Linked DNA regions of Homo sapiens: all the other regions are linked to region 2. Evidence: chromatin contacts called from ENCODE Hi-C or POLR2A ChIA-PET data. All regions are on one chromosome and are shown on one strand. Each heading gives the region's core, a stretch centred on a gene start or an enhancer-like site at or near the end of the contact. The rest is flanking DNA. Distances are from core to core; before and after follow the strand shown. Region 1 overlaps NEDD4L (NEDD4 like E3 ubiquitin protein ligase). Region 2 holds the start of ATP8B1-AS1 (ATP8B1 antisense RNA 1). Region 3 overlaps NEDD4L (NEDD4 like E3 ubiquitin protein ligase).

Region 1 (4,384 bases), core at 1,792-4,291, 560 kb after region 2:
GTTCACCGTAAGTTTGCAAAAAAGACTTTTTGTTATCCTGAACATTGCAGGTGGAAACATGATTAATTTTGAATTATTTTTGTTTAACTTCTACCCTCTTTCCTATTTACAGCCTATTTTGTTTATTTTAACTTCCGCTGTTAAGACTTCTAAGGCCAGGCATGGTGGCTCACGCCTGTAATCCCAGCACTTTGGGAGGCCAAGGCGGGCGGATCATGAGGTCAGGAGATCAAGGCCATCCTGGCTAACATGGTGAAACCCCGTCTCTACTAAAAATAGAGAAAATTAGCCAGGCGTGGTGGCGGGTGCCTGTAGTCCCAGCTACTCAGGAGGCTGAGGCAGGAGAATGGCGAGAACCTGGGAGGTGGAGGTTGCAGTGACCCGAGATCGCGCCCCATTACTTAAAGGAAGTGGGCTTGTGTTTTGTGGCCTTAAGGATGTAATCTGTTGGTAGGAGGGAATGAGGGTGTCCTGGTAGGGGTGTCTGGCTTTAGTGTCACCATTCTTTTAGGAATTGCCATGTTGTGGGGTCACGTCTTGTAGGAGAAACGTTCTGAAGTCATGGGATTCTCTACCCTCCTCTCCTGCTCTTGGTTTCCACCAGCAGCCTGCTTGGTGTGGTTTTGAAATGGAGCAGAGATGGTTTTGATGAGCCTCACTGGAGGTGCTGCTGAGATTACCGAGAGGCCTTGCTGGGCACCTGGAGTCAATCATGCCGGGCACTAGCATCCGTCATCTTAGGAGGTAGGGATTATTATCCTACCTCCTAAGCCATCCCTGGAGTGGTGGCTTGGAGAAGTTTTCCAGAGAAACCGATCAGTTCATAAAGTTTCTGTAAAGGATTAACACAGTGTAGTCCAGAAATGTTTGTTCATGAAGTCTTGGTTTTTGGGTTTAAGAAAGTGTTCTCCTGTCTGGGCGTGGTGGCTCACGCTTGTAATCCCAGCACTTTGGGAGGCTGAGGTAGGCGGATCACGTGGTCAGGAGATCGAGACCATCCTGGCTAACACGGTGAAACCCCGTCTCTACTAAAAATACAAAAAATTAGCTGGGCATGGCGGCGGGCGCCTGTAGTCCCAGCTACTTGGGAGGCTGAAGCAGGAGAATGGCGTGAACGCAGGAGGTGGAGCTTGCAGGGAGCCGAGATGGCACCACTGCACTCCAGCCTGGGCGACAGAGCGAGACTCCATCTCAAAAAAAAAAAAGAAAAGAAAAGAAAGTGTTCTCCTAAGTGCTGCTCACCCTTTTTCCCAAACAGGACCTAACCCTGCGAGGGAGGGTGAATTAGGCCATTTGTTTACAGTTTCATCAGCACCAGGCGTGCACGGCGTTAGTCATGGTCCTTGCTCTCAAGGCACTGTACTTGTAGCAGCAGTATGGTGCAAATGTGCAGCTGAACAGTGGGCACAGGTTCCTGGTTAGCATTTAGTGCCACAGGAATGACAGGGAGGTCTTAATTGTGATCGGACCGTGGGAGCTGGATTACCCCAGACTGTAGCTCACTTCCCTGTAAGCTTTTGGTAGGGAGCTTGGAATTAGCACCATTAGTAGAAACAGATTTCAAAGGGAATGGTACCTGTTCCGTATGAAACACTTTAAAACTCCCGGTGTCCACACGTCTTTAAAAAAGAGGCTTAAAGCAGTTTCATTTCATCAACCCCAAACTGGAGAAGCTATGAATGACCACACTGATGAATATGTCCTAAAATATATGTATATTATATAAAGTGTAAAAACAGACAAGCAGGAACATACTACCAGTTTCTATCACAGCTACCCTTAAACTATCATTGGAGGGCAATTAAGTGGGTACAACCTCTAGCTATTTGGAAATATGTATAAAAATGACAAATGCCTGGTTGGGTGCTGTGGCTCACGCCTGTAATCCCAACACTTTGGGAGGCCTAGGCGGGTGGATCACCTGAGGTCAGGAGTTCGAGACCAGCCTGGCCAACATAGTGAAACCCCATCTCTACTAAAAATACAAAATTAGCCGGGTGTGGTGGTGCATGCCTGTAATCCCAGCTACTCGGGAGGCTGAGGCAGGAGAACCGCTTGAACCCAGGAGGCAGAGGTTGCAGTGAGCCAAGATCGCGCCATTGCACTCCAGGCTGGGCAAAAAGAGCAAAACTCTGTCTCAAAAAAAAAAAATTAAAATTAAAATTAAAAAGTAAAATAAAATGATGAATGCCTGTACTCTTAGACCCAGCACTCCCAGTTCTGCCAGTTCATGCAGCAGATACATATGCACACGTACAGAGAAGGATGCAACAGATACATATGCACACGCATACAGAGAAGGATACGTATGCACACGCGCACAGAGAAGGATACATATGCACACGCACACAGAGAAGGATACGTATGCACACGGGAACAGAGAAGGATGCACAAGAACATACATTCCCTAGTTGACGGAGTCGCAGATTAGAAACAACAGAAAAGCGTCCATTAAACAACAGTTTGAACCTGTGTTGAGATATCAGCATCCCTTCTCCTTCTCTCCCCCACTCCCTCTGCCCTCTGCAGGTTTTATTCTCAGCCTGATTTTCTCCATTGGATGTCAGCCCTAGGCTGGCATTTGCAGAGAGAGATGGTGGCTCCTGCAGAGCTTACGGCCTGTATTTTATTGGGCTGTGTTGAGTTACCCCTGATGTGAGCAGGAGAATGGGATGTTCTGTAAATTGGCCTCTAGCCCATCGTGAATTCATATTTTTTTTATAATGTGTGAGTCACACTCCCTTCTGTCTTCATTTCCTTTTCACACTCCCAGCAGATCATTCTCTCTATTCTGATTGGCATTTTATACATGAGGCAGCAGAGGCTGAGACCTACTGTATTTTGAGACACTGTAGCTTTATATGGCATAATTAAATCATAGTCATCAATCACTCTTAGGAGGTAAGGATTATTATTGGCATTTTCCAGATGAGAAAAATGGAGGATGAGAAAGGTTAGGCATCTTGCTGAAGTCACAGCAGACTTAAGTGCCGGAGTTGGAGCTGCATTCCGGTATGCTTGCATAGACTCTCTTCTCATGCTCACTGCACGCCAGTCACCTGGTATGCTGAGGCCCTGCCTCCAGGCCTTCTGATTCAGCTGGTCTGCAGCCCTGGCATTTCCAGCTCCTCAGGTGATTGGAATGAAAGCCAGAGCTGGGAGCCACTGGTCTACACCACCAGTAAATGATCGGGTTCTCACTTGATCATTTAATTAAGAATCTTGGTTTTCTGCTTTCAGTCTGAGAACTCTTGTTCATGCTCTCAGGCATGTCTTCACGCAGGAAAGTGATCTTTGAAATTAATAGGTGCTTGGAAAGCCTTTAAGCAGCAGGCAGTGGAGAAGGCCACTCAGTAGGAAGGGCCGAGCATGAAGCCTAGTGCACAGGCTTTTCAAGACCCCACGGAGGGTCTTCAGAAAAATGGGTTTCCTTTGTCTCCGTGGCTTCCAGTCTTTGTTGGCCAGCAGTTGTCTGCTTCAAATGAGCTGGCTCTAGAGGGGCCTGGAGAACCCAGAAAAACTTTGTGACAACCTGACAAGTTTGTGTTAATCTTCTGGGCATTGGCTTTCTGCACTTATTGCTCACTGAATCACTGAACCAGGCAGGTGGGGTACTGGAGGGCAGGGGATGGGTAAGAAGGGCAGCCTTTGGAAGGAAAATCAGCAGAGGGCAGGGACCGGGGAAGAAGGAGTAAGAAGGGAAACCCTTTTCTTAGGTTCTTATAAATCAGAAGAGCAATAAAGAAAAAATTTAAATCTAAAAAATACATGATTAGGATTTAAATCCAGTATGCTTCACTACATATAAACCTTTGACTTAATATTTTCTGTAGTAGATGAAAATAGGACTTTTTTTGTTTCCCTTCTCTTCACATGGTATTGAGTTTTTTTGTGTTCTGAATACGTGTTAAGATTAATTATGAAAATCAAATTACCAGATACTTGAAATATAAAATTAGTAATATTCAAAGACGATTAAATGCACGATTTCCTTTTCTCATAAAAAAAGAAGCAGACGGAACTTGTATTCTGAAAGCAAATATGGAAATCACATTAAACATCAGAAAATCCTCACCACCGCCCCCCACCCCCATGTGCATTTCATTTCTCTTTGGTCTGAGTTCAAGGGAGAGAGAATATGAATGTGCTGCTAGCTCAGGAAGCTTCAGTTCTAACTTTCTAAAGAGCTGGGAATGTGCTTGAGTCTCTGTTATCTCTTGTTTGCATTTTTCGCTACTTTGCCTCCATTTGATCCAGGGAAAACTTCATGGTAGGGATGTGAGATGTATTTTGAGGGCTAAAAGAAAGGAGTTTGAACAAAAGCAGGACAGTGTTCCGAATGTGGAAGCAAAGAGTCCTTCCAAGGGGATGTGCGGCCAACGCC
Region 2 (4,680 bases), core at 1,804-4,303:
TGGCTCACTGCAACCTCTGCCTCCTGTGTTCAAGCAATTCTCCTGCCTCAGCCTCCTGAGTAGCTGGGACTATAGGCGCCCACCACCACACCCAGCTAATATTTGTACTTTTAGTAGAGACAGGATTTCACCATATTGGCCAGGCTGGTCTCTAATTCCTGACCTTGTGATCCCCCCACCTCGGCCTCCCAAAGTGCTGGGATTATAGACGTGAGCCACCGCACCTGGCCAGGACACGATTCTTTAGGGAGACCAGCTGGCCACTTGACGGCAAGTAAATTAGATCAGACTCCTGGAGGAGGCAGTAATATGCCTCCCAGGTATAGACTCAGTCCACACAGGGATGCGCCTTCTCTGCCTGCAGCACCCACATCTATGGACTTACAGAACGCTGCATGTGTCTTTATGGTATTCAGCATCTCTCACCCCAGGACACATTTTCAGTAAAGGAAGTGTGACAGTGAGCTCATACCTATGGAATTCAGTGGTCTAACCATGTTCTTTGTGTTAGATTATTATTTAAAATAATCAGACATGCTTCTGTGAACCCAGAAAATCAGAGACAGGTCTCAGTTAATTTAGAAAGTTTATTTTGCCAAGATTGAGGATGCATCCATGACACCGCCTCAGGAAGTCCTGACGACATGTGCCCAAGGTAGTCGGGCACAGCTTGCTTGTATACATTTTAGGGAGACACGAGACATCAATCAGTAGAAGAATTACATTGGTTAGGTCTGGGAAGGCAGGACAATTTGAAGCAAAGGCAGGAAGACTTGAAGCAGGGAGGGGGTTTCCAGGTCACAGATAAGTGAGACACAAATGGTTGCATTCTTTTGAGTTTCTGATTAGGCTTTCCAAAGGAGGCAAATAAGATGTGCATCTCTCTCAGTGAGCAGAGGGATAACTTTGAATAGAATGAGAGGCAGGTTTGTCTTAAGCAGTTTCCAGCTTGAGTTTTCCTTCGTAAAAAGGAAAATATTTTGGGGGTCCAAGATATTTTCCTTTCACACTCCCTTCTCCCATACAGAAGGAATATACTTCCCTGCTTCATTTCTGCTGGGCTTAGCCATGTGCATTTACTTTGGCCATAGGATATTGGCAGGTGTGATGCAAGCAAAGGTTTACAATGTGTTTGTGCAGTTGGACTTGTGTTCTTGCTTCTGCCATTGTTAGAGAAGCCGAGGCCTAGGAGGGCCAGAGTGACACCATTTTAAGTTGAGCTCCATCTTGAGACTCCTTGCCAGTCACAACCCATGGTCATAAGATGTTTACAGTTGAGAAAACAGCCTAAAGATACCTGCAAGGACACAATCCTGTAACAACAGAAAGACCAGATGTCCCAATACCCGTAATATATGCTTTCAAGATAATTATAGTTATGCTTTAATGTACTTATACACTAAAATGTCAAGGAGAGTTTTCTTTAAATCAATAAAATAATAAATTTTGTCATGCTGTCAGACCACATGCACAAAGACACAGCTTAGTTTAGCCTTTACATAGACAAAACCCCTATATATCAAATTTTTTTTTTTTTCAGACAGAGTCTCGCTCTGTCTCCCAGGCTGGAGTGCAGTGGCGCAATCTCGGCTCACTGCAAGCTCCACCTCCCGGGTTCACCCATTCTCCTGCCTCAGCCTCCCAAGTAGCTGGGACTACAGGCGCCCACCACCACAGCCGGCTAATTTTTTGTATTTTTAGTAAAGATGGGGGTTTCACCGTGTTAGCTAGGATGGTCTCGATCTCCTGACCTTGTGATCTGCCCACCTCGGCTTCCCAAAGTGCTGGGATTAGGCGTGAGCCACCGCGCCCGGCCTATATATGAAAAATTTAAAATGGCCAGGCGCAGTGGCCCAGCACTTTGGGAGGCGAGGCGGGTGGATCATCCTGAGGTCAGGAGTTTGAGACCAGCCTGGCCAACATGCGAAGCCCTGTCTCTACTAAAACTACAAAAATTCACCAGGCGTGGTGGCGGGCGCCTGTAATCCCAGCTACTCAGGAGGCTGAGGCAGGAGAATTGCTTGAACCCAGGAGGCAGAGGTTGCAGTGAACCGAGATTGTGCCATTGCACTCCAGCCTGGGCAATAGAGCAAGAGTCCATCTCAAAAAAAAAAAAAAAAGAAAAAGCTAAAACAAAGACGGGGCATTCCTTTGCTTGCTTCCTAAGGACGCCCTACTCTGTAATGGAGGCGCTTTCAATAAACTCTCACCGTACCCTGCAACTTGTCTTGAATTCCTTCCTGCGTGTAATTCAGGAGGCCTCTCTTGGGGTCTGGATCAAGACCGCTTTTTCTGTGAACAACCACCATGAGAAGAACACGCCCTGACTGACCCACTGGTCCAGGGAAGCTGAGACATGGAGAAGACAGGGACCCAATCTTCAGCTTGGAGACACGTCCAGCTGAACTCAGCCCACATCAGTGACCTGCAGATGCATAAGTGAGAATAAACGATTGTTGGGTTACGCCTCTGAGTTTGGGAGGCATTTTGTTACACCTCTTTAGTGTGGCAATAGTAGACTAATAATACATGCTCTATTATGCAGAAGTGTGTGGCTTAAAATAATAGTTGAATGACCAGGTGCGGTGGCTCAGGCCTGTAATCTCAACATTTTGGGAGGCCATGGTGGGAGGATCACATGAGGCCAGGAGTTCAAGACCAGCCCGGGCAACATAGTGGGACCCCCGTCTCCATAAAATTTTTAAAAAATTAGCCTGGCGTGGTGGGCGCACGCCTGTAGTCCCAGCTACTCGGGACGGCCAGAATGAACGGCATTATCGTCTGTCTCTTCATTCTGATTCTGGCCAGCAAGGGGTGGCCTCCCCCTGCGGTCCTTGCTGTTAGGTCCCTGCGCCCCCTCAGCTTTGCGCTGAAGGTCGCTTTACCGGACCCCACTTCGCCCTACCAGGCGCAGGATGAGCGTCTCTGTTCTTTTAATGTGGCGTCCCCCACAGGCCACCGTACCAGGCCGCCGGTCCGGGGTTAGGGCACTTGACGCCGGCGCCGCCATGTTGTCTCCGGGCCACTTCCGCGTTTCTGGCGCGTGGTCTTGCATTTCCTACTTGGTCCTGTTCGTGGCGCCGCGCCTCCGGGTGTTGGGGAGTCCGGGATGATGGGGAATCCGGGGCTCGCCCTAGTCGCGGGGACACCGCCTTCCAGGAGCTGTCCCCAGGCAAACTCACAGACATCTTCAAAGAGCCTTCTTGGACATTCTGCTTTTTGCTCCTCATAACAGGCTTCGGTAAGAGAACAGGCAAACATCACTGCGGGCGCCTCTAGGGCTCGTTTCCCTGTCCCAGTACCGGGAATCGGGGAGGGGTCCAAGCAGAGTTCACTTAGTTAACAAATCAGTGAAGCAGTTGGAAAATCTCAGTTATATTTTAAATGAGATCGAGGGCGGTGACTCACGCCTGTAATCTCAGCACTTTGGGAGGCCGAAGCGGAGGTGGAGGGTCGCTTGAGGCCAGGAGTTCGAGACCAGCCTGGGCAACGTGGTGAGCCACCCCCGCCCCCGCCCCTCTATAAAAAATACAAGAATTAGCCGGGCTTATTGGCATGGGATTGTGGTCCCAGCTACTTAGGAGGCTGAGGTGGGAGGTCGCTTGAGCCATGGAGGTCGAGGCTGCACTGAGCTGTGATCACGCCACTGCACTCCAGCCTGAGGCTACGGAGAGAGACCCTGTCTCTAATTAATAAATAAATTATAGATAGATGATAGATAGATGCAATAAAAAATAAAATTGGCTTGTAAACGGCAAACTAAAAGTGGAAATTATCATTACAATGAAAATATTAATTTGAGGAACCGAAAACTTAACTTTCCTTTTCCTGTAGTTAAGTTTAAGCACTTAGATTTGCTTCAGTGATTCCCAGGCTTCATGATTGCAAGCTGCTTGCTTGTAAGCACCTTGTCTCTCACTAAAAAAAATTACAGTTATTTTAAAGTCCCGCTGGATGCTCATTCTTTAAGGAGGGTGAACAATGGTAACTCCTGTACCGTTAGAGCTCTGAATGAAGCCAGATACGTTCCATAGATCACAGAACTCATTTTCTGGCTTGGTGAGCCTGGTCAAGTTTCTTAACCTTTCTGAGCCACAGATGTTTCAATTATAAAGTGATAATAACCCTTCACTGGGAAGGTTATTGTGAGGATAATATGAGATCAGCTATACCAAAATATGCCTAACATGTACTTGACATCCAGTAAGCTTTCTGAATTAGGATATAAATGGCATTAATGGTTAATCATTGTTATTCTTTTGTTCCATGATATGCATGAATAACAACTTGAAGCCTTCAAACTGCTGAGAGCTGCTTGGTGGACCTCGTCTCTCAATTTGCCCTTCCCACTAAACCTGTCTTCCCCCAACAGTGGGCTTTCTGGTCAGCATTTCAGAATGTCTCAAACCGTAGGTCCTTCCCACAGCCCCAAATCTCAGCAAATGACCAGTCTCTTGCTTCAAGCTATTAAATGGATGCTGTCTGACAGCCCTCCCTTGAAACCTGCAAACTCTCGTGCTTTGGCATCCATCCTTTCCCTCTAGTGCAATGCAAGTCACATCCTCCCTCTGGCTAACCTCTCCACCCATCTTCTGGATTCCCCACACCTCTCCAATCTAATCTTCACACTCCAGCCAGGGCGAACACTTACAAATATAAACACAGTCATTTCATTCTCTA
Region 3 (4,992 bases), core at 1,192-3,691, 670 kb after region 2:
TCTCAGTACTCTTTCCTTTAAACTATGGAAGAGCTCAAATGATTAAATCAATAAAAGAATGACAACTTATAGAGCTCATTTACGTGTCTGAATATATCAGTTTAGCCCAGAGTATCTGAACTCCTGGGCCATTGCTATTCACTGACCCCTTCTCCTCCTCGTGTTCTAGTAAAATTCAGCCCATGAATATAGTCATTAGAAGTTGAATTTTAATGAAATTGGGCGCTTTGATCAATGGGAAGGTTGAAAGTTATGTGGGAATCATCTATATAGTTTATAGCTGTGACTATGTAGGCCAGCTCCTAAGTGCCCCCTGCAATGTGTCACTCTCTCTGGTTTTCTTTCCAGGGAGGTACCCTGTAGAATAACAGTCTAATTTACCTCTCAGACATCTGCTGTCTTTCAGACCTTATGCTAGTTTTGTGCATATCTTCATGATTCCTCTAATAATGCATTGGATTATAAACTATTATCTCCACTTGAGAGACGCTCAGAGAGGCTAGGGAGCTTACTCAGGGTCAGAGGGAGTGCAGCTGAACAGTTCTGCCAGGGTCCCTGTGATTGTTGGAGCAGCCTGTGTTTTTTCAAGCTGTTGTCTGTGAATCGTACGGTAGAAACATGGTGCGTATTTCTGCAGCCTTAGTTCTAGCCATTGAAATATCATGGAGTTGAATGCAGAATACCCATTAATGTTTAGGATGACCAAGAAACTGTGCCCAGGCCCCAAGCCCAGCTCTGTCATCAGAGGTGAGTTACCACTGGTGCCATGCCCTTTGATTCCCTACAGGCGCCCTATGGAGGTGCCCACCAGTGTGCACTTGGAAGTGTGATGGAACGCATCACATCCCCTTGTTGCCCCTGCCCCGGTGATAGGGGGATTCACTAAGAACTTCAGCATAGTGAGAGAATGTAACTGAAGCTCCTGGGTTAGTGCTGCTTGGTATCCCAGTTACTTTGTAGATTTCGGAATCTTTTGTCGTCTAGCCTGAGGATTACTGTTGATGACACAATTTTCTTTGGGATTATAGGCTTCATGTTTCATACAACCAGCATATACGTAAATGGCCTCTTCAGTGTATCATGTATACACATTGGTGAATAGCTTCCCACTAGATAATGTTTTAAAGGGGAAAAAAAGAAGTCATTTCTAAAATCCCAAGAGAGTGTCCCCGTTTTGAGGTTAGAGCACGTTTTTTAGCCTTATTTAGTCTTGCATCTTGCTCCTTATGCTACCTTTCATTGCTTTATGAAATTATTTTTTAAGGGATACTTTCTAACATTCCATCCCACTTTTTTTAAAGCTCGTTCATATACTTTGTCCTCACAGAATAGAACAGGGTTTCTCAAATTGCACACACTGAACTCTGCAACACAACAGTTCCTTCATTGGAGACCAGATGAATTGAACCACTGGCTTTCTGAAAATAACTGTATGCTTTCCAGTTGGCCAGCCTTGGCAGGGACCCACTACTACTCCTATTTCTCAACAGTCAATTTAAAATATTGACAGTAGCTTAATAACATTCAATAGTAACTTGCAGCAGCCTTTCATATACCCTGACATCTGAGATATGTACCAGTTTATGAAATAGAACACGCAGATGGTCTTAGCCCCATTTTCCAGATGAGGACCCTTGTCCAGGGAAGGATTGGTGCCCATTTAGCTAGCTCTTTCCCAGCAAGCAACAGTACCCAAGGCTCCATGCCCCAGGCCTGGGAGGACCCCTCCCACGGCGTACTTCAGATCTCCACCTGTGACTTTGAACACATGCTTCGAGGTGATGTACTTCTTGGAGATAGTGCTTTCCTCATCTCTTCTACCTTGTAGTCGTCAGTAGAGGGCATGCAGTGCAACAGAAGTGGATTTCAGGACTGAGACTAGGGTGAGGCAAGAGAGGCATCAGAATGCAAAAGTGAAGTAGACACCTGCCGTCAGCACTGGGCAGCCCTGCTCCTGGGGCCTTACTTGACTCATCCTGGTGGGTTTTCCAAATGGCAGAGGTGCACAACCACTTCTTGCAAGCATGGGCACTTGAATTGTAGCCCATGTACACAGTGATTCTTGGAAAAAGTCATGAGTAATGAATGGAACTTTTCTCTCCCAGGTTGATCTTGTGTTTTGAGACATAAAGAGTCAAAGGTTGGTGCCTAGGATGCTCATTCTTATTGTTTTTGGTAGTTTGATTGTTGAAGGCTTTTGACACGACATTGAAGTGAATATTTGGGGCATTTTGCTCCTCTGGGCTTTTCTCTAAAGCACCCTCACATTTCCTCTCTCATGTTCCTGGGCTTTCCTGGCTTTGATGCTAGCCCCACTGTGTGTTCCCATTAATAGCCCTATGTAGCCTGGCTCCTTATTCTGGAAACTGTGTAACTTTTGCTCTTGATCTTAAACACAACTCAGTCTTGCAAGGAGCTCCGCCTTTGGTCTCAGCTTCTTGGGGATTTCCCTGGCAGCCACATAGTGAACTATGTCACACTCTCTGTTTTACCCGTTAATAAGGAAATACTCTGGTACATGGAGCTTTGCTTGCTGATCTTTTTCTAAGTACTCTGGGGGCAAAAGGAAAAGCAGCTAGAGGATAAGGATGTAACTTTCTTCAAATTAAGCCATCCTGACCCGTGGTAGAGATTAGCCACTAAGAAATAGTGGAAACAAATAACTGTTTCACTCTTGAGTGTTAGCATGGAAGAGATTCTGGTTGAAATCCTAGTCCTGCCACTTTCTGGTTACAGAAACTTACATTACTTTTCTTTTGATGTTTCAAGGAGATAGGAGTTAAAGAAAAATGAACACCAGATTACTAGAACATTCTTATAGAGTTGCCCAAAGATGGAATGGACACCTTCCAGAGTGGAGGGGAGGGAGTAGGATTGGACAGTAGTCCTCAACTGGGAGCACTTCTTCCCCCTGACCCCACACCTGCCTCCCAGGGACGTTTGACAGTTTTGGATTGCACAAAACTGAGGGGTGAGAGTTGCTGCTATATCTAGTGAGCAGAAGCCAGAGATGCTTCCAAATACCTTACGAAGCATAGGACAGCCCTCACGGAAAGAATTATCTAGCTCCAAATGTTAATGATGCTGACTTTGAGATACCCTAGTCAGAAGTAACATTTATTGGCCAGGGGCAGTGGCTCATACCTGTAATCTCAGCACTTTGGGAAGCCGAGGTGGGAGGATCACTTAAGCCCAGGACTTTGAGACCACCTGGACAAGACCCTGTCTCTACAAAAAAAAAAAAAAAAAATTAGCCTGATGTGGTAGTACATGCCTGTAGTCTTAGCTACTCAGGAGGCTGAAGTGGGAGGATTGCTTGGACCCAGGAGTTTGAGGCTACAGTGAGCTATGTTTGTGACACTGCACTTCAGCCTGGGCAACATAACAAGACTCTGTCTCAATTAAAAAAGAAAGAAAGAACATTTGTTGAATCTAATTTTCCCATGTAATATCAATGACTGTGCAAGATAAAGTGGTTTTTATCCTCACTTTGGATGAGATTGGCCTTTGGTGATTGAGAAACCTTCCTTTGGTTGTTCAGCTACTTCTAGATAGACATGGGATTTTAAACTAGCCATCTATATGTCCAAAACCCATCCGCTTTCCACAAACCCATTATGTAGTTAGCTCCCCATCACTGATGATGTTCAAAGCTAAGCAGGGTGAGCAACCACTTGAAAGAGGGGATGGATGAGGATACAAGCCTAAGATGTATGTTGCACTAAATGACTTTTGAGGTCCCTCCTAAAGATCACATTCTCTGGTTCTATTTTGAAATGGGATTTGTCTTTTTAGCCCCAGTGTTAGAGTGGCAGCCAGATATCCCTTGGCTATGACCAGTGAAATCCCTGTGCTTTGTGCACCTGTGAATCTTACTCCTATTAATATCCCAGCCCTATCAGGCCAGAGGGCTAGGGTTCCAAACAGGGGCAGCCAGAAATGCACCATCTTCTGCATCCCATCTGCATTCCGGGCCCAGGCAGTTATTTTTACCTCCATATGTAAATGGGCCCAGCGATTTCTCATTTAGGAGAACAGCAGAGGCACAAGTGAGGAGAGCTGGAGAAGGAGGGGAACCTATCATATACTCTGAGATTGCAATTTAGTATCAGTTTGCTGATCAGTGTCACTCCACTAGTTTAATAAGTAATTATAGTTTCTCTTTTGTGAACAAGGAAAACGGGTAGCTTCACCCAGTGGTTGTCAGCCCTGGCCAAAAATTAGAATAAGATAGAGGGCTTTTAAATCACACCTACAACTGAGCCCCTCCACCAGAAATTTAATTTTCTGAGGTGAGGCCTGGGTACAGTGATTTGAGAACTTTGCAGGGATTCCAGTGTCTAAGCAGCCTGGGCACCTCTGGTTAATGGCACACCTCAGTGCTGCGCATTCTGCTCCAGTACCTGCTGGTGTTACTCTGTCATAAAGAGACTAGAAAAAGAGTGAGTTGGGCCCTGTTTCTCAGTGTGTCTTCAGTGGATTGTAGGGAGAAGGAGGCCCATACTCTCTGCCTAAACGAGCACCTGCTAGACTCCGAAATCTAGTTAATGGAAGTTTCTCCTCATCCTTGGACATCCTTGTTTTATATGGTATACGTTCAAAATACATATAATCTTTGGTTTAATTTGTTTTACAAAGTTTTGAAGTTTTCCTCTCCACACTTTTCTCATCAAGCTGGTGTGTGGAAAGAAGGAATTTTTCTTTTCCATTGCTGTCATCTAAAATTGTTGTGTCGGGTGGGGAGGGGAGGGAGCCGGGAGACTTAGCTTTAACTACTTAGAAGTTTTCAGGGAAATGTTTTTATAACAACCTAGTTAATAGTTTGACTTTATGATAGATTCTGTTCCTTCATTATTTTGTCCTCCAGTGGCTTTTATACCCAGCAAAGTGGACCATGGTGTATGATTCAAGAAGGGTGAGGAGTATGTCTTTCTTTGGAAAGGCAGGGATGGAGGGTTGTGATTTAGAAAGGGTAAGCAGGAAAGGAGAGCC

What was found. A loop is a pair of places that touch in the nucleus more often than their neighbours do. ChIA-PET counts read pairs that join two places held with the same protein, here RNA polymerase II (POLR2A). Pooled maps may share reads with other maps.
Region 1: a loop to region 2 is called in a map of CD8-positive, alpha-beta T cell, with 11 times the contacts of the local background. The contact joins the enhancer-like site here to the promoter of ATP8B1-AS1 in region 2. A Hi-C loop is called at or near these places in 3 of 168 maps with a recorded cell type or tissue (CD4-positive, alpha-beta T cell, CD8-positive, alpha-beta T cell and naive thymus-derived CD4-positive, alpha-beta T cell) and 12 of 50 pooled maps. POLR2A ChIA-PET finds 5 or more read pairs at or near these places in 2 of 52 experiments (CD8-positive, alpha-beta T cell and naive thymus-derived CD4-positive, alpha-beta T cell).
Region 3: a pooled map shows a loop between it and region 2 (2.4-fold over the local background). The contact joins the enhancer-like site here to the promoter of ATP8B1-AS1 in region 2. A Hi-C loop is called at or near these places in 2 of 168 maps with a recorded cell type or tissue (gastrocnemius medialis and heart right ventricle) and 8 of 50 pooled maps.

Annotation. Positions count from the first base shown.
Region 1 is chr18:58,183,735-58,188,118 of GRCh38, forward strand. The region is part of intron 2 of NEDD4L (NEDD4 like E3 ubiquitin protein ligase); the gene reads left to right. Among named protein-coding and RNA genes, the nearest start is that of NEDD4L, 140 kb to the left of the region's middle. Within about 2 kb of position 3,042, at least 10 of the 41 ENCODE cell types and tissues checked have a DNase peak (open chromatin) inside an H3K27ac peak, as active enhancers do.
Region 2 is chr18:57,627,278-57,631,957 of GRCh38, forward strand. ATP8B1-AS1 (ATP8B1 antisense RNA 1) reads left to right here and starts at 3,054. Exons shown (of 3, transcript NR_164148.1): 1 at 3,054-3,241. RefSeq lists enhancers at 2,706-2,755, 2,802-3,302, 2,826-3,315.
Region 3 is chr18:58,301,115-58,306,106 of GRCh38, forward strand. All of the region lies in intron 5 of NEDD4L (NEDD4 like E3 ubiquitin protein ligase), which reads left to right. Among named protein-coding and RNA genes, the nearest start is that of MIR122HG, 140 kb to the right of the region's middle. Within about 2 kb of position 2,442, at least 3 of the 41 ENCODE cell types and tissues checked have a DNase peak (open chromatin) inside an H3K27ac peak, as active enhancers do; they include gastrocnemius medialis, where a contact is called at or near this core.